Linked DNA regions of Homo sapiens: all the other regions are linked to region 3. Evidence: chromatin loops called from intact Hi-C (ENCODE). Cell type or tissue: PC-3. All regions are shown on one strand. Links, peaks and the distances in the headings refer to the core of each region. The heading gives the core; the rest is flanking DNA. Region 1 holds the start of LOC124900942 (a long non-coding RNA gene). Region 2 overlaps LOC105374660 (a long non-coding RNA gene). Region 3 overlaps LOC105374660 (a long non-coding RNA gene).

Region 1 (6,570 bases), core at 482-5,481, 110 kb after region 3:
CCAGTAATACGGGATTAAATTTTATTTAATTAAAAGCAAAATTCAGAGGGCCAGTTTTTCTCCATGTAATTATTACACACTAGAGCCAGAATCAATACATGTTTGTGTCAAATTTTCACACCAAAAAAATGTAAAAACAACATTCTGGAATGATACATTGTTTGATGTTCAATATCTCCCTGGAAAAAACAGAAACAAAAACAAAAACAGAATAGACCTGTAGCACCAAAGCTGCAGTTCTTTAATTCCTAGCAAATCACTGCGTTTCCGTGACTTTGTCTTCATGGCAGTGTTTATCTCATTTAAATTTTATATCATAGTCTTAAAGGTCAATTCTCAAGTGGTTCAAGTTAGAAGAAAATTTGGGCTATTTTGTTGTTAATACCAGGAAACTCCAGGACTTGATATTAGTGTTTCTATCCTATTTTAGGTTCTGTCATGTTTTGTTGTAGGAATTTTGGGTGCATTTAGCTCTCTGGTTTTGGACTCAATAAATATTTATGAAGGATCTGCTGATATGGTTTAGCTGTGTGTCACCACCCAAATCTCATCTCAAATTATAATCCCCATATGTCGAAGGAGGGACCTGTAATCCCTATGCGTTGAGTGAGGGAGGTGACTGGATCATGGGGGAGGTTTCCCCCATGCTGTCCTCACAATAGTGAGTGAGTTCTCATGAGATCTGATGGTTTTATAAGTGTTTGGAATTCCTTCTTTGCTCTTCTCTCTCCTGTCACCTTGTGAGGAAGGTGCCTGCTTCCCCTTCTGCCATAATTGTAAGTTTCCTGAGGCCTCCCTAGCCATGCAGAACTGTGAGTCAATTAAGCCTCTTTCCTTTATAAATTACTCAGTCTCAGGGAAGTTCTTTATAGCAGCATGAAAACAGACTAAGACAATGACATTGTCTGCCTTTGTTGGCTCAATGTAATATATTCTGACAAAAACAGGGACCACGTAAAAAGAAAGCTGGATCATGTGTTAAACCTATTTTCAAGTACTAACATTCATTTCAATATACACCAGGAAATTTGGATGTTAGCAATGTTAAGCATTGCTTTTGAAGATTCTAGAGAGTCGCATATCGGTGGGCCAGCTGCCGAAGATTCATGATACTGATTCTAGCTTGGAGACTTTAAGCAGAAGCCTGTTATTATGTACCTTGGTGTCTGTGGAACCTAAACATGAATTTCCCACCACCTGTGACTGACCTCATATCGGGGTTTTCTAGAGCTTGTGGAAATATAAAAACCCACTTTGTACCATTATCATCAATAACTATGACTTTATGGAGACAAGCGCTCTAGGAATAAGATCAGAATGATGGCAGCTAAGATTTCCCCATCGCTGTACTGAGTGCTTCACAGACTTTATCCCATTTAATCTCCTTGGAAATCCTAGACAGTGGTACTTTTATATGCTGTTTCTTTTTCTTTATTTTTTTGACACAGGGTCTCACTCTGTCACCCAGACTGGAGTGCAATGATGCAATCACAGGTCACTGCAGCCTTGACCTGCTGAACTCAAGCAATCCTCCCATCTCAGCCTCCTGAGTAGCTGGGACTTTAGGCATGCGCCACCACACCCAGGTAATTTTTTTGTATGTTTTGTGAGTGGCCCAGGCTGGTCTCAAACTCCTAGGTTCAAGCAATCCATCTGCCCTGGCTGCCCAAAGTGTTGGAATTACAGGCATGAGCCACTGCCATTTTGAATCCATACCTTACCAATGAGAGAGCAAAGCCACAAAAATAAAAACTAGGAAATCTTACATTTTGGAAAGCTATGTATTTGAGGAAAGAAGAATGAGAGTAAGGAGGGAAACAAAGGCAGGCTTCCCAGTATTCCCTTTGACTGACTCTTGAAAGCTGCTGGTATTCACCTCACTCAATATGAGGTATACACAATCTACTATGGACATCCACCCAGAGGCTGCTGTGTTTCTGGGAGATGCTCAATGTTGGCTGCAAAAAATTCTGAACAGCAATCATGTTCTTGTTTGAGAATCTGCGAAAAGCAATGTGCTCCACTAAGCACTGACAATACAGTAGTAAATACGGTAGGCAAAGTCCCTATTCCCAAGTCACCTGCATTCCAAAGGGGTTAGGCCAGTAGTTGTTCAGATTGTCCAGGTTGTGTGGTCCTCTAGGTAATTCAATTTGGAGAAACTTCTTTCAAATAAGAACACCAGAAGTTATGAATATAAAATTAGGCACAAACGTGAATATTTAAAATAAAAAAATTTTCAACAAATAAATTTGAAACCCAACAAATACCATAAATACCAAACTGCAGAAAAATAACATAACATTTTAATTAATTACCTGCTTAACCCAGCAGTCAGCATGGTTCCTCTCACACATGAGGCACTAATAAATAAGTCTAAAGTGCTGATCGCTAAGATTACCTATGCACTACATTTTTATCCTATGGGTGCATTATAGGAGTCTCTTTCAAGGGCTTGTGATTATGATAAAGACCAGGAAACAAATACTGCCTACCTATATCCTGAAATATCTACAATGACTCATCCCAGACTCCTCTACTGAAGCAGTGACTTAAGCAAACAACTTAAGGCTAATTAAATTCCATTACCATTCATAATATTAAACTGAGTAAAAAGGTGACCAATAAAGAAGCCAACAGCACACCTATAATCCCAGCACTTTGGAGGCCAAGGCAAGAGAATTGTTGAGGCCAGGAGTTCAAGACCAGCCTAGGCAACATAATGAGACCCCTCCCCCCAGCAATATCTACAAAAAAAATTAAAAAATTAAAATTAGCCATACACAGTAGCATGTGCCTGTCAGCTTACTTGGGAGGCTGATGTGGGAGGATCGCTTGAACTTGGAGAGGTCGAGGCTGCAGTGAGCCATGATTGGGCCACTGAGCTCCAGCCTGAGTGAAAAAGCAAGACCACAAAAAAAAAAAAAAAAAAAGAATGGCTTGCAAACTGTAAATTACAGCTCTTACCCATGAATGGTGCCTTTGTGAAATATGGCATCGCTTTTCCACAGGTAAATCATCATGTTACCTCCAGAATTCTACTCCTCCATGCAGCTTCTCTGTGCATAAAATCCTTGGATAGAAGAAATGTCTGCTGGCCTAGAACTGATTTTAACACTGAAAATATTAAGGCCACATAACACAAGGCTGGGCAGGTGCATATCTCACCCAAAGCATCTGCTTTTCTGTAAGTAGCCAACCCATGTTATCAAGGGCCCATACAATCTTTACAGACCACTTTCAGGTAAAAGCATATTGTTTTCAAAGGCTACTTAGAACTGAAACTACTTGGTTCTATTCCAAGGTACAACCTCAGCCAAGTGATTTGCTTAATGGGAATTGCCAAACATAAAAAGATCAAATAACAAATTTCATTAAGTTCAAGAATCTATGACTCCTACAACTCAGTAGTTAAAGAAATAACAAATAATTCAATTTAAAAATGGGTTAAGAAGTTGAATGGACATTTCTCCAAAGAAAACGTACATATGATTAATGGGTAAACATATATATTTTTAAATGGTCAATGTCACTAATCATCAGGGAAACACAAATTGAAATCACAATAAGATATTACATCATACCTGTCAGGATGCCTATTATCAATGGAACCAAAACAACAAGTGTTGATATGGATATAGAGAAACTAAAACCTTTGTACACTGTTAGTGTGGGTGCAAAATGATGCAGCCACTGTATTAAACAGTGTAGAGATTCCTCAAAAAATTGAAACTAGAACTACCATAGGATACAGCAATCACACTTCTGATATTTCTCCAAAGGAATGTAAATCAGGATCTTAAAGAGATATTAGCACTCCCATGTTCACTGTGATACTGTTCACAATAGACAAGATGTGAAGCCAACCTATTGACAGATGAATAAAGAAAATGTGGTATATGCAAACAATGGAATATTATTCAGCCTTTAGAAAGAAGGAAATCCTGCAACATATGACAATATGGATGAACCTGGAGGGCGTGAAACTAACTAAATAAACCAGTCACAGAAAAACAAATACTGTATGACTCCATTTATATGAGCAAATCAAAACTACAATGAGATATCATCTCACCCATTTTGGATAAAATCGCTTTTATCCAAAAGACAGGCAATCATGAATGCTGCCAAGGATGTGGAGAAAATGGCACCCTGTTGGTGGGAATGTAACTTAATACAACCACTGTGAAAAACTGTATGGAGGTCCTCAAAAGACTAAAAATAGAATTCCCATATGATCCAGCAATCCCACTGCTAGGGATATTCCCAAAAGAGAGGAAATCAGCATACTGAGGAGATATCTGCACTCCCATAATTTCATTGCAGCACTATTTACAATAGCCAAGATTTGGAAGCAATCTAGGTGTCCATCAACAGATGAAGGGATAAAGAAAATGTGTTATGTATACACAATGGAGAACTATTCAGCCACAGAAAAGAATGAGAGCCTGTCATTTACCAGTGTGGATGAAACTGGAGATCATTACGTTAAGTGAAATAAGTCAGACACAGAAAGACAACCTTCACAGGTTCTCATCCAATTGTGGGACTTAAAAACTAAAAGAATTGAACTCATGGAGATAGAGAATAGAAGGATGGTTACCAGAGGCTAGGAAGGGTAGTTGGGGCTGAGGTGCAGTGGGAATGGTTAATGAGTACAAAAATATAGTTAGATAGAATACGTAAGATCTAGTATTTGGTAGCACAACAGGGTGACTACAGTCAACAATAATTCAGGACACAGTTTAAAATAACTAAAAGAGTATAATTGGATTGTGTGTAACACAAGGGAAGGATGAATGCTTGAGGCGATAGGTACCTCATTTACCTGGAGTGCATTTTACTCATTGTATGACTGTATCAAAATATTTATTGTACCCCATAAATATATGCACTTACTATGGACCCATAAAATTATTTTTAAAATAAAGAAAAGAAACTTAGAAACTTTAAACATAGAATCAATATCTAAGTTACCTCCCCAAGTTATAATACCTGACTAAAAGAACAGAGGAAATAGAGGAGAAGAAAGTATCAAATGAATTATAAAATTAAGTTTTCCAGTTGAAACAGCACAGCAAATTCCAGCCAAATAAAAGAAAAAGGACTCACCAAGACTCATTCCTATAAGGTCCATAAAACCAAGGATAAAGAAAAGATCCTACAAGGTTCTGAGGGTTAGAGAGGTGGGAGAATAGTTGCAGGAAAAAAAAAAAAATGAAATCAGAATGAAACCTGGAACAGGAGACCTAAAAATTCTAAACAAAGATGACATCCAGCACAAAAGTTTAACTCCTAAATTAATACTGAGATACTAGAAAACACATTTTTAATATGTGAGATCTCAAAAAAGTACCTCCCACATTTTTATCTTCTATAATAAAAAGACAATAGATAATGACTAAAGTGGATAAATCAAGAAACAGCAAGCATATGCAATTTCTTTAGAAATACAGAAATAAATACCAGGGTGAATAAAGCACTACTAATTTGGAAATAGTTGGCTTTTTGGAGTGGAACTGAGGGGTGAGAAAGGGTGAAACAGGAGATAACTGTTTATTATTAAATCCCCTCCAGTACTACTTGACTTGTGAATCTTTGTACTTGTATTATATCAACAAATTTTTTAATTTGAGAAAGAGAACGACAGATATACTTGCTGTATTAGTAATCACCCAAAATGTGCTTTCCTAACAAAGTCAATTCTGACAAACTGCTGATGAAATTAAGTTTTTAATACTGGACTAAAACCACCCAGACACGTTTCACACACAGAACATGACCTGTCCGGCCTGCCTAAGTTCCCGGGTATTTGTACTACAGAAATAAGTCTCTGCTGAGAACTGAGGCAGGGGCCACTCTAAATAAGGCCTCCAGACCAATGTCATTCCAGATTCTGATACAGAGGAGCCTCTGTTATCTTTTTTTGATCCATGGTGACAAGGCTCTGCCCAGCACAGCATGATGGCAAAAATGTCAACTATGTCCCCTGAAATCATGAATGGAAATTCGGCCTCACTGACGACTCCAGAGAATCCTCCTCTATCCAGTGAAATGGACAACAGTTCTGTAACTCCTGAAAATTCTAATGTGGATATTACCCATATTTCTGCACCCAACACAGCTACAATCTCAAAAGAGAACTACTTGCCCATTGTTCACACAGCTCATGGGTTAACAAGAGGTAAGAAGGCATCGGTCGCTACGTTTCGGAAAGAACAGCTTCACTTCATCTGAGTCTCTGTGTTTCTGCACCAGGTGAGGAGGTGGAGGGATGTGAGGAGGGGTACTTGAGTGCTTCAGCATCTATTAATGGCTTTTGTTGAAGATCTGTTGCTTGTTTACTGTCACCCCAATAGCCACCCAAGGAGAAGGTGACAATTTCTAAGACCCTAGTGGGCCAGAATATGCTCTTTCCTTTGATTCTAAGAATCGTCTGAGAAAATGTATAGCTTTCGTGGATATTAAAAATAGAGACCGTTTTGTCAGGAGCTCTCCTGGGAGATGAGCTTTGCCCCACCCTCCCATCTCTTTTGAGAGGGAGAGAGGGAGGAGGTCCTGCTGCTCTGA
Region 2 (6,570 bases), core at 763-5,762, 69 kb after region 3:
ATACACACATACATACACACACATACACAAAATGGCCAAAGCTAAAACAACTTGAGCAACAAAACAAAATAGTATTAGTTTATAATCCAAAGAATAAAGTGAATGTCCATGAGAAACCTCAGAAACACTACCTTTAGTTAGATGATCCAAGTTAACATCAACAGTGGTAAGTGATATTGAGAGTATGCACTGTTGGTATGATGTGCTAAAAAATGGCACTTTACCTGTATTGTCTTCTCCAAAAAAACACCACACAATCCAAGTCGAATTACAAGAAAAACTTCACACAAATCCCAACAATTAATAATGTAGATTATAATAAGTAGAATAGTGGAACATTCTGCAACATAACTAGCCCAAACTCAAAACTTTCAAGGTTATTGTTATGGTTAGGCTTTGTGTCCCCACTCAAACCTCATCTAGAATTGTAATCCCCATAATCTCCATGTGTCAAGGGAGAGACAAGGTGGAAGTAATTGAATCATAGGGGTGGTTTCCCATGCTGTTCTCTTGCAAGTGAGTGTGTTCTTACAAGATGTGATGGTTTTATAAGGATCTCTTGCCCCTTCACTTGGCACTTCTCCTTCCTGCCGCCTTGTGAAGCAGGTGCCTTGCTTCCCCTTTGCCTTCTGCCATGATTGCATGTTTCCTGAAACCTCCCCAGCCTTGCTGAGCTGTGACTCAATTAAACCTCTTTCCTTTATAGGTTACCTAGTCCCAGGTAGTTGTTTATAGCAGTATGAAGATGGACTAATACAGTTATCAAGAGCAGGTAAAGTCTCAGAAACTTTCTCAGCCAAGAAAAACTTAAGGAGACAGGATAACTAAGTGTAACTTATATTGGGTGGGATTCTGGTATGGAAAATGGATATTAGGGGAAACATTAAGAAAATCAGAATAAAGTAGGACTTCAATTGGTAGTAACATATCAATATTGGTTCATTAATAAGAAAAATTTACCAAACTAATATAACATATTAAGAATAAGAGAAACTGGGTGTAGGGTATATGAGAACTCTATAAACCCTTTAAAATTTTTATGTAAAACCAAAATTGGTCTAAAATTAAAAGTTTATTTTTTAAAATAGCACTAAAATTGATAAAAAAATATATTTTACTCTCCATCTTATGCTATTTGATATAGTTTGGCTGTGTCCCCACCCAAATCTCATCTTGAATTCCCACGTATTGTGGGAGGGACCTGGTGGGAGGTAATTGAATCATGGTGGCAAGTCTTTCCCGCGCTGTTCTGGTGATAGTGAATAAGTCTCATAAGATCTAATGGTTTTAAAAAGAGGAGTTTCCCTGCACAAGTTCTCTCTCTTTGCCTGCTGCCATCCATGTAAGAGAAGACTCGTTCCTCCTTGCCTTCCTCTATGGTTGTGAGGCTTCCTCAGCCACATGGAATTATAAGTCCAATTAAACCTCTTTCTTTTTTAAATTGCGCAGTTTCATATATGTCTTTATCAGCAGCATGAAAATGGACTAATACACTATTCTTTTCAATTGGTTCCAACTCAGGTGTTTTATCTACCCCCACTATTCACCATCAAACCCCAACACTCATCTCTACAATGGGGTCTATTTTTGTCTTTGGTGCCTATGATTGAGGAGAAGGTGCATTTCTTAGGACTGGCTTCTGAGGTACTACCATTCCAGAGATGTTTCCTAGAGCTCAAGGAAGTGAATATGCCTTTGTGTTGAAACTTAGGGCACTACTTGCATTCTTAGTTAAACCAGGAACAGTAAATCAACAAATTTTAGTTATCAAACTATAAATTAAAATGGAATATACAAAAAGTTAATATAGAATACAGAAACTTGGCCAGGCACGGTGGCTCATGCCTGTAATCCCAGCACTTTGGAAGACTGGGAGGGGCAGGTCACTTGAGGCCAGGAGTTCAAACAAGCATGGCCAACATGTGAAACCACATCTCTACTAAAAAAAAAATAATAATACAAAAATTATCCAGGCATGGTGGCATGTGTTTGTAATCCTAGCTACTCAGGAGACTGAGGCAGGAGAATCACTTGAACCTGGAAGGCAGAGGTTGCAGTGAGCCAAGATCATGCCACCGCACTCCAGCCTGGATGACAGAGCAAGAATCCATCTCAAAAAAAAAAAAAAAAAGGAATAAAGAAATTTGGTTTTTCTGAAACATTTCAGTTCATTTATCATTCTAATAATTCTTGTGTTCCATTTTAAGGGACTAGACAAAAAAGCTGAAATTTTAATCACCACTCTATTTTGATACAAATATTTATGACACTATGGTTTATTCAGTGGGTATCTAAGTTTTTTAAAAGAAATGTTTCAACAAATTTCTATTACTTACCTCATTTTAATATCTGAAATTTCTTGTAGTTCATTAAAGTTAAGTCAATGTGCCTGTGGTACCACTTTATGTTTATGAACAATATGAACATGCCCAACTGCAAAAATTGTGTAAGCCACTTGATGCTGAGTTTGTGGTTGATGACATTGGATTTTCTTATAACAATCAATGACATGAAAGATATTCCTCAAGCTCAGTGGAGAGGAAATTCTGAAAAATTCTCCTATTTCATGCTATTATTAGGCTTATAACATCCTTTCTTTACACAAGTTCTGTTGTTATATCTGTCATATCTTTCCTTGACTTGCATGGCTGATTTTTTGGAAGAAAAAATATTCATTAAAAATGCATCTAAATGACATATCCTAAGCTAGAAAAACTACATCATTTTCTCTCAGATCTAGAGACTAGCACAATTGCTGTTTATTTCTTGCTTTAAAAGACTCTCATTACTATGGACAGCCATGTGTCAGTTAGAACATTTGTTGAGAATCACTGGTAAGAAATCATCTAAGCTGTTGACTAAATGCTGATTCATTTGTTACTCAGCTGCAAAGGAATCACAGCCAACTGGTGATTATTCAGCTCTTTAGTTTAGCAAATACCTGAGCACCTACTTCTGTACCACGTGCTCTCACTATATCAGAGAGCAGAGGTCAGCAACGGTCTTTGCTAAAGGGACAGACAGAAAATATTTCAGGCTTTGCGGGCCATAAAAAAAAAAATCTGTCACAATTGCTCAACTCTGTTGCATCATAAAAGCAGCTAGAGAAAATATGTAAAACAATGGATGTGGCTGTATTGCAATAAAACTGTATTTACATCAGGCCTGATTTGGCCTGTGAGCTCTAGTTTGCCAGTTGCCCTCATGGAACAGGGAGAATGGGACAGAGAATTGGGATGGCAGAAACTGCTTACTCTTTGAAGTCTACAATGTACTTTGTTTCTTTCTCTGCCTGGAAAACTCCTTTTCATTTTTCCATGCTAGCTCACATATTCTTTTCTTCCATGAAGTTATTCTCAGATTCACCAGATAGTTTTCTGGATTTTCACTGTACTATTATGACTACTAATTTTCAAATCTGCTATTCTTGCTAAACAATGGGCTCCTTGGGAAAAAAAGCACCTCTTTGACCCAATTAAAGGCATATTGTATACAATATGGCCAGTTCCCTTGGAGTTGAGCAACTTGGTGGCCCTTTTTGGGGACAGGAAAAATATCTCATCTCTGTATCCTCATCATAGTAGAGTGTCATCATTTAATGAACAAATAAATATAAGGAAGAAAGTGATAAGAAAAATAAACAACATGTTCCATGAACTCAGAAGAATTAGAGAACGCCTTCAACTGGAGAAATGAGAGAAAGGTATACAGAAGTCTGAGTGAGGATATGTAAAGCAGGAAATAGCATCTATTGTAGACCCTGTGTATAGCAGGCAGCCTCCAGCATGGCCTACAATGATCCTTGCCTCTGGATATTCATGCCCTGTGCATTCTTCTCATGCTTTTTGGCTGAATATAATGACATAATTACTTACTCAGAATGAATAACATAGATGTGGTGAAAGATCTCTTCCAAGATTAGATTTAAAAGATACTGTGACATCTGCTTTGATCACTCTCTCCCTCAATCACTCTGAGAGAAACCAGGTGACACATTGTGGGCTGTCTCATGGAAGGGCCTTATGTAAAGGAACTGATGTCTCCAGTGTCAGCCAATCTCCAGCCAGGACCTGAGGCCTTGCAGCAGTCACAGAAGGGAGCTTGGAAATGGAGCCTTTATGAGTCCAACCTCAAGATGATAGAAGCTCCAGCAGATACCTGGATTGCAACCCTGTGAGACACTCTGAGCTAGAAACACCCAGCTGTCCTGCTCTGGGTTTCTGACTCAAAGAAACTCTGAGGTAATAAATGGGTGTTCTTTTAAGCTGCTAAATTTTGAGGTAATTTGCTACACAGCAATAGATAACTAATACATGATGTTAAGTATTTTAGATACATTTTCCCATTAAATCCTCACAATAAACTTACATAGTACACAATTAGTCAATTCTACTGATGCTATGGTTTGGATGTGGTTTATCCCTGCCAAAACTCATGTTGAAATTTGATCACCTGTATGGCAGTGTTGGGAGGTAGGACCCAGTGGAAGGTGTTTGGGTCATGGAATGGATGGATCCTTCATAAATCCTTCTTATGGGAGAGTTCTTACTCTTACAGGACTGGATTAGTTCCTATGAGAGCAAGGTGTTACAAAGAGTCTGGATTCCTTGGTTTCTCTCTTCTGCTTCCTCTCTCTCCATGTGATCTCTGTGCACATGCCTGCTCCCCTTTCACATTCTGCCATGAGTTGAAACAGCATGAGGCCCTCACCAGATGCAGCTGCCCAATCTTGGACTTTGCATCCAACAGAATTATAAGCAAATAAGCCTATGTTTTTTATAAACTACCCAGCCTGAGATATTTTGTTTTAGCAACACGAGATGAACTGGGACCTCTGATAAGGAAATAAAGGCTCTGGAGACTATAGAGTCTGTCCAAAAATGCCTGGTTAGTAAGTAGCAAACATGCTATTCAAATCTTTGCTCTTTCAGTCACCACACACCAGGATAGGCATGAAATAAGTGAAAAAATGAGGCTAGAGAAAGAGATTGCCCTAAAAGTCACCATGCAAAGTCTGCTCTATTTCAGGAGACCCTGAAAAAACATCAGTGATTTTGTCCAGTTCACCATACAAGCAAGACCTATATAGCATGTCATCATGAAATCAACTTTTTTAAGGAGTCTCTCACTATCTCTTTAAATCTGCTCAGTAAGACTATCCTCCTTCTCTGGAAAAAAAATGCTGAGTCTCATTTTTGGTCAATCTTAATTGATAGAAATGGTTACTTTGTCCCAGATATAATCTTAATTCAGTGATTAAGTTTATCAGATTTAATACACTGGTCAATCCTTCAACCCTCATTCAGATGTAATGCCTTGCCCTTCTTTCAGCAGCAGATGGGCTACTGGGTGCCTGCAGGCAGCATGCAACTGACCTTTTATTTCTACCTCATGATGAACAGCTGTCTCACTTGCCAGCTGGTATTTCTTGTCCACCAGGATTGAAGCGGGTAGCAGTGGGAAGGAAGAACATGGTGGTTGGAAAAACTCATCCTGTCTAATACTGTTGTGAGAAGGTTTCGTAATTTCTGGACCTAGAAACTACTTGAAGTTGACTTCTCACATACTTTCTTCAGAGTCTCCTGTGCCCCCACCCACTCCCGACTGCCTGCAACAACCTTGACAGAACCTGGATCTTGCCTTCAACCAGCCTCTCCTCATCCCCAGTCAGCTTTTATCCCTAGCAGTGTTCTTCACACAACTTTACTTGGGTCCCTCCACTCCAACATCTGCTCTCTGGAGCGGAATCCCCTTTCAAATCATCCCAGACTCATGTTCCTGCTGAAGGGGCTGTGCATTGGCATCCTTGGTGTAGCCCTTTACTAGGTTGCAAAACACTGCCTCAGCTTCCTCTTGCAGGAGCTAGGGATCATCCTGAAGTATCCTTCAACTTCAGGGAACATGTAGTTCCCCCCATTGAAGCACCCCTGTTTAGTCTTGAAGATCCACCCATCTCCGCTGATTGCCAGTGGGTAGGGCTCACAGCACAGCTCTTTCCAATAATATCCTCAAAATCATCTCCCAACTTCAATCTCCCAACTCACCAAAACATTCCTTATGGGTGGGGAATATCAGATTTATGAAGCTGACTCTCAGATATCTCCTTTGAAAATCTGTTTCTAGTCTAGTATATTGCTGAAATTTCAACTTTAACATCGAGTTATAGCACAAGCAGAGTTTTGCTTTAGGGGGATTCATCTCGTGTATGTGGGTGAAATTGAAGTTGGAAGGCACTGAGGGAGGGAGACAAAATAAGCAGCTATTGAAAAATCTAAGCTACAGACAACTCAGGGCTGAACTAGGGTAGTTGTAGTGGGAATGAGTATAGAAAGCTTGTTTCAAGAGTCATGGATGAGGTAGATCAGTAGGAACTGAATTAATGTGAATAGAAAGAGGGGCTTGAGAGCTGGAAGGAAAGTTTGGTCAATAATAGAAACCAGAATTCAGAAGGAGTGTATTTGAAGGGATAAATAGGCTGATCAATCATGTCGATCTTTAAGCACTCTTGCCAATATGAGGTGAAGATAAACATCAGTGAATTAGAAAATGGGCCTTAGAATTCATTAAAAT
Region 3 (6,570 bases), core at 478-5,477:
AGTCTTCAATCTACTTTGGGTTGATTTTTCACATAGAGTGAAATAATGGTTTAATCTCATTCTTCTGCATGTGGATATCCAGTTTTCCCAGCATAATTTAATAAACTGTTTTTTCTGCCATTGTGTGTTCTTGGTAACTTTGTCAAAGATCAATTGATTGTAAATGTGTGGACCTTTTTCTGAGCTCTCCATTCTCTATCCCATTGGACTGTGTGTCTGTTTTTATGCCACTGTTTTAATTACTATAGCTATGTAGTAGATGTTGAAATCAGGTAGTATGATTCCTCTGGCTTTGTACTTTTTGTTCATGATGGCTTTGGTCATTCAGGGTCTTATGCGGTTTCATACAAATTTTAGAATTATTGTTTCTATTTCTGAAAAATGTCATTGGAATTTTCATAGAAATTGCATTGAATCTGTGGATTGCTTTGGGTAGTATAAGTGTTTTAACAATACCAATTCTTCCAATCCATGAACACAAGATATCTTTCCATTTATTTATGTCCTCTTTAACTTTTTTCATTAGTATTTCATAGTTTTCAGTATACAATTTTTCAACTCCTTGCTTAAATTTATTTGTAAGTTGATTGTTGGTTTTTGTTGTTGTTTTGTAGCTACTGTGAAGGGTATTGTTTCCTTTATTTCCTTTATGGATAACTCATTGTGTAGAGAAATATGAAAAATTTTTATGTTGGTTTTGAATCCTGCAACTTTACTGCATTCATTTATTAGTTGTAATAGTTTCCTGTGGAGTCTTTATGGTTTTCTATTTATAAGAGTATGTCATTTGCAAACAGAAAAACAACTTACTTTCTTCTTTCCAATTTAGATGCCTTTTATTTCCTTCTTTTACCTAATTGCTTCAGCTAGGGCTTCCAGTATTATGTTAAATAGAAGTGGTAAAAGTGGACATCCTTATCTTGTTTTTGATCTTAAAGGAAAAGCTTTCAACTTTTTACTGTTGAGTACGATGTTAGCTACAGGCTTGTCATATATGGCCTATATCGTGCTGAGCTAAATTCCTTCCATACCTAATTTCTTAAGAGTTTTTAGCATGAAAGATCTTGTGTTTTGTCAAATGCCTTTTCTGCCTCTGTGAGATGATTACATGGTTTTGTCCTTAATTTTGTTAATGTGGTGTATCACATTTATTGATTTGCATATGTTGAACTTGTCCTTGCATCCCAGGAATGAATTTCACTTGATAATTTTAAATGATCTTTTTAAGGTGTTGTTGAGCTCACTTCGCTAGTATTTTGTAAATAACTTTTGTATCTATATTCATTAGGAATATCAGCCTGCAATTTTTGTTTCTTTTGCTGTCTTTGCCTGGCTTTGGTATCAGGATAATGTTGTCCTCTTGAAACAAGTTTGGAAGTATTTCCTTCTCTTCAGTTTTTTGGAAGAGTTTGAGAAGAATTGCTTTCTTTAAGTATTTGGGATAATTCAGCAGTGAACCTATCAAGCCCTGGGCTTTTTCTTTGACGGAAGACCTTCTATTATTTTATTATTTTATTATTTTATTTTATTTTATTTTATTTTTTTGAGACGGAGTCTCGCTCTGTCGCCCAGGTTGGAGTGCAGTGGCGCGATCTTGGCTCACTGCAAGCTCCGCCTCCTGGGTTCGCGCCATTCCTGCCTCAGCCTCCGAGTAGCTGGGACTACAGGCGCCCACTATGGCGCCTGGCTAATTTTTTTGGAAGACATTTTATTATTAATTCTGTCTCCTTACTCATTATTAGTCTGTTCAGATGTCTATTTATTTATGATTTAGTCTTGTTAAGTAGCATGTGTCTAAAAAGGTATCTCTATTCCTTCTAGGTTATACAATGTATTAGTGTATAACTGTTCATAGTAGCCTCGTGATCTTTTGTGCTTCCATGGTATCAGTTATAATGTTTCCTCTTTTATTTCTGATTTTATTTATTTGAGTCTTCCCTTTCTTCTTAATCTAGCTGAGGATTTGTTCATTGTGTTTCTCTCAAAAAAAACCAGCTTTTACTTGTGTTGATCTTTTCTATTGATTTTCTAGTCTCTATTACATTTATTTCTGCTCCAATCTTTATTATTTCCTTCTATTAATTTTGGACTTAGTTTGTTATTCCTCTTCTAGTTCATTGAGATATAGTACTAGATTGTTTATTTGGTATTTTTCTTCTGTTTTGATGTAGGGGTTCATTGCTATAAGCTTCCCTCTTAGAAATGCTTTTGCTGGGTCCCATAAGTTTTGTTATGTTATGTTTCCATTTTCATTTATCTAAAGATACTTTTAATCTACCTTTGATTTTTGTCTTTGACTTGTTAAAATAAAGATAATAAGTCTGATGGAATGGACTCTTTGTGGTCATAAGATAACAAATTGTAAATAAGACCTAAGGCTATGCCAAGCAAAGGTTGTTACAAACCCTTACATTTAAAGAATAAACTGTGTTCTAACTGCCATAAGACTTTTTCTTTTTCTCTAGCAGCTAAGCAAGCAATGGCCTCAAGATAAACAGTACAAAATAATTGCCACTCATTGATCACCAGATACGACTGACCAATCCCATTCAATTTCACAAGTTATAACTACAGCCTTGATTGGACAAGAAACTGATTTTAGTAACTTTCTCCTGCAAAAACACCACAGAAAGTTTTGGCCAGCAGCCAAAGTCTGCACATAGACTTTTCTTATGTCCTGCAAAAGACCTCCTGAGGTAAAAGCCAAATTCCACCTATTTTATTGTTAAAACTCCACCCCAAAGTGAACATGGCTTTTATGTATGTTTCCTAAATGTTTTCTCACTATGCAAATATTTGCTCACCTTTATAAATATTCCTAAACTCCCCACTCCTAGCTGACTATGTGTACTAAGCAAATCTTGCAAGGCATAAAGTTCAGATTTTCCCCCATTTTTGGTGGAGCATATACTCTTGGTTTCTCCCAGGTCAAGTTATCCAGATTTGTGAATCATATTTTATTGAAAAATAAAGTTTCTCTTTGCCTCCTCTGTAGATCTCATGATATTTTTGATAACAGGCCCATTGATTCTTTGAGAACCTGTTGTTTAATTTCTACATAATTATGTATTTTCTGAAATTTCTTTTATTACTGATCTCTAGGTTTATACCATTGCATTCAGAAAAAGATATTTGATATTATTTACATCTTCTTAAATTTGTTAAAACTTGTTTTGTGACCTTACATATGATCTGTCATGGATTTTTCATTTAGCTGAATCTTATTTAATAACCAAATAAATGGTCGTGAGAAAGTTCTAAAATATGGTTTACCCTTTCCTGCTTTCTTAAATGGAGTTAGCAAGCATAATGGTAAATTATTCTTTTCTGCATCCACCCCTTGTCAGTATCCGCCACCACACTCAAGTTCCTGTGTACTCTAGCCAAATGGCTGTCTTAACTCTAGAGGATTTACCAAATGCTATGATTTTAATGTCCCCTCTAAATCTCATGTTGAAATTTAATTGCCATTGTTGCAGTATTAGGCAGTGGAGCCTTTAAGAGGTGATTAGGCCATGAGGGCTCCCCCCGCCCATGGGTAGGTTTAATTCCTCTAAAAGGGAGGCTTTGGGGAGTAGATTCTCTTTTGCCCTCATGCACTGTATTGGTCTGTTCTAACACTGCTATGAAGAAACACCCCAAACTGGATAAATTATAAAGTAAAGAGGTTTAATTGACTCACAGTTCAGCATGACTGGGAGGCCTCAGGAAACTTACAATCATGATGGAAGACAAAAAAGAAGCAGGCACATTCTTCACAGGGCAGCAGGACAGAGTGAGTGCGAGCAGAGGAAATGTCAGACGCTTATAAAATCATCAGATCTTGTGAGACTAACTCATTATCAGGAGAACAGCATGGGGGAAGCTGCACCCATGATTCAATTACCTCCACCTGGTCCTACCATTGACACTTGGGGATTATGGGAATTATAATTCAAGGTGAGATTTGGGTGGGGACACAGAGCCAAACCGTATCCCGCACCCTTGCCCTTTGGCCATGTTAGGACACAGCAAGCAGGTGCCAAGCAGGTGACAGCACCGTGTTCTTGGACTTTTCATCCTCCAAAACTATGAGCCAAATAAATCTCTATTGTTTATAAATTACCTAGTTTGTGGTATTCTGTTATATCAGCAGACTAGGAGAACAGACTAAGAGAAAACTAGTACTGAGTGTTGGGATTATTACAGTAACAGACACCTGAAAATGTGGAAAGACCTTCGGAACAGAGGCTGGAAGAGTTTGCAGGAGCAGACTAGAAAAAGCCTATATTGTTATAAATGGAGCATTAAGGGTGATTCAGATGAGGGCTCAGAAGAGGAGAGAGGTGTAGGAAGAGTCTGAACTTCTTAGAGATTACTTAAGTGGCATGGTCAGAATTTTGGTAGCAATATGTACAGAAAAGGCCATTCTGATGAGGAAGAAGATATTGAAAGCTGAAATAAAGGCCATCCTCATTATACAATTGCACAAAAACCTGGGTGAATTGTGTCCATGCCCAAGGACTTCATGAAATGCAGAACTTAAGAGTGATGAATTAGGATTTCTGGTAGAAGAAATATGTATGCAGCAAAGTACAGTGGCTACTTTTATCCACATACAATAAAATGTGACTAGAAGGAAATGGCTTAAAGATGGAACAAAACAATTTGGAAAATCCACAGCCTAGCTATTTAAAGAGTGAAAAGGCACATTTAGGAGAGCAAACTAAGGGTGTGGTCAAGCCACCATTTGCCAAAGAGACTAGTATTGATAGAAGGCAGACAGGTGCTATTCATTAAGACAATAAAAGGAAGACCTCTAAGTCGTTTCAAAGATCTTCAAGGCTATACCTCCCATCACAGGCCCAGAGCTCTAGCAGGGCAGGCTGGTTTTGGGAGAAGAATCCAGGATACCCTCCATGGACTCACTGCCCAGGGCCACTTCAAGGCTGCTTCCAACATTTCAGTGCACATTCTTCAGCTACTCTAGCCATGGCCCAAGTATGCACATGTGTGGCTTGACCCACCACTTGGAAGGTATAAGCAGTAAGACTTGGAAGCATCTATGTGGTGCTAATTCTACAGACGCACAGAATGCAAGAGCTGTAGGGGCATGGCTGTCTCCATCTACATTGCAAAGGACATTGTAGACAGCCTGGGGGTTTAGGCAGAGACTTGTGGCAGAGATAGAGCCACTGCAGAGAGCCCCTGCTAGAGCAATGCCAAGCAGAAATACAGGGTCAGAGTCAACATAGAGAATCCCCACTAGGGCACTGCCTAGTGGAGTTGTGGGAATAAGGCTACCTCAGAGACTCCAGAGCTGTTAGGCTAGCAGCATACAGTGCCAGCCTGGAAGAGATGCAGGCACGAGACACAAACCTGTGAGAGCTGCTGGGTGGGAGGAGTCCAGCAAAGCCACAGGGACAGGGCTGCTGAAGTCCTTGGGGGCGGACCCCCACCAGCTATGCCCAGGATGTGAGACATGGAGTCACAGACATTATTTTAGAGCCTTAAAATGTAATGTTGGTCACCCCATTGGGTTTTGGACTTAACTGGGACCAGTTATCCCTCCTTTCTTGCCTCCTTTTCCTTTTTGGATTGATAATGTCTATCCTATGCCTATCCCATCATTGTATTTTGCAAGTAGATAACTTGTTTTGATTTCATAAGCTCACAGCTGGAGGAAATTTGCCTCAGGATGAATCATGCCTTGAGTCTTATCTGTATCTTATTTAGACAAGACTTTGGGCTTTTTTTTTTTTTTTTTTTTCTGAGATGGAGTTTCACTCTCGTTGCCCATGCTGGAGTGCAATGGCGCCATCTCTGCTCACTGCAACCTCTGCCTCCCAGATTCAAGTGATTCTCCTGCTTCAGCCTCTGGAGTAGCTGGGACTACAGGCACGTGCCACCACGCCAGGCTATTTTGTTTGTATTTTTAGTAGAGACGAGGTTTCACCATGTTGGCCAGGCTGGTCTCGAATGCCTGACCTCAGGTGATCCACCCACCTTGGCCTCCCAAAGTGCTGGGATTACAGGTGTGAGCCACAGCGCCCAGCCTGACTTTGGGCTTTTGAGTTGGTGCTTAAATAAGTTAAGACTTTGTGGGCTATTGGGATAGAATGAATGTATTTTGTATGTGAGAAGAACATGAGTTTTAAGAGTCCAAGGGAAAAATGCTATAGTTTTAATGCCCCTTCTAAAATTCATGTTGATATTAATTGCCATTGTGACAGTAGTAAGAGATGAAGCCTTTACAAGGTGATTAGGCCATGGGGGCTCTGTCTACGTGTGTGGGTTTAATGCCTTTAAATGGGTACTCTCTTGCTCTTGAGTGCACTCTCTTGTCCTTCTGCCATATATTAATGCAGGAAGAAGGCCCTCACAAGACGCTGAGCAGATGCTGGGATCCTGTTCTTGGATTTTCCAGCCTGCAGAACTGTGAGCCAAATAAATTTCTATTGTTTATAAATGACCCAGTCTATGGTATTCTGTTAGAGCCACAGAAAATAGACTGAGGAACCTACCATAGTGGCATGGACTGGCCAATGCAGAAACTTACAATTCATCTTTACATAGAACTCAGAGACTTAG

What was found. Hi-C counts contacts between places; a loop is a spot of excess contacts. Peaks named below come from ENCODE experiments on the same cell type or tissue, not always from the same donor. Only the 100,000 strongest peaks of a DNase experiment are listed, where the experiment ranks them.
Region 1: it touches region 3 in a loop (8-fold over the local background); 1 of 110 quality-filtered maps calls a loop at or near these places.
Region 2: it touches region 3 in a loop (5-fold over the local background); 1 of 110 quality-filtered maps calls a loop at or near these places.

What each region holds. Positions count from the first base shown.
Region 1 is chr5:13,603,734-13,610,303 of GRCh38, forward strand. It overlaps LOC124900942 (a long non-coding RNA gene), which reads left to right and starts at 1,449. Exons shown (of 2, transcript XR_007058697.1): 1 at 1,449-1,586; 2 at 3,012-4,018. In PC-3, for the core only: no CTCF peak of the experiment used is centred there; a DNase peak (open chromatin) is centred at 2,528; H3K27ac peaks cover 1,644 bases.
Region 2 is chr5:13,564,105-13,570,674 of GRCh38, forward strand. The region is part of intron 3 of LOC105374660 (a long non-coding RNA gene); the gene reads right to left. Among named protein-coding and RNA genes, the nearest start is that of DNAH5-AS1, 290 kb to the right of the region's middle. RefSeq lists an enhancer at 3,100-4,299. In PC-3, for the core only: no CTCF peak of the experiment used is centred there; DNase peaks (open chromatin) are centred at 2,957 and 3,927; H3K4me3 peaks cover 323 bases; H3K27ac peaks cover 3,164 bases.
Region 3 is chr5:13,495,693-13,502,262 of GRCh38, forward strand. All of the region lies in intron 4 of LOC105374660 (a long non-coding RNA gene), which reads right to left. Among named protein-coding and RNA genes, the nearest start is that of DNAH5-AS1, 360 kb to the right of the region's middle. In PC-3, for the core only: no CTCF peak of the experiment used is centred there; a DNase peak (open chromatin) is centred at 2,799; H3K27ac peaks cover 2,339 bases.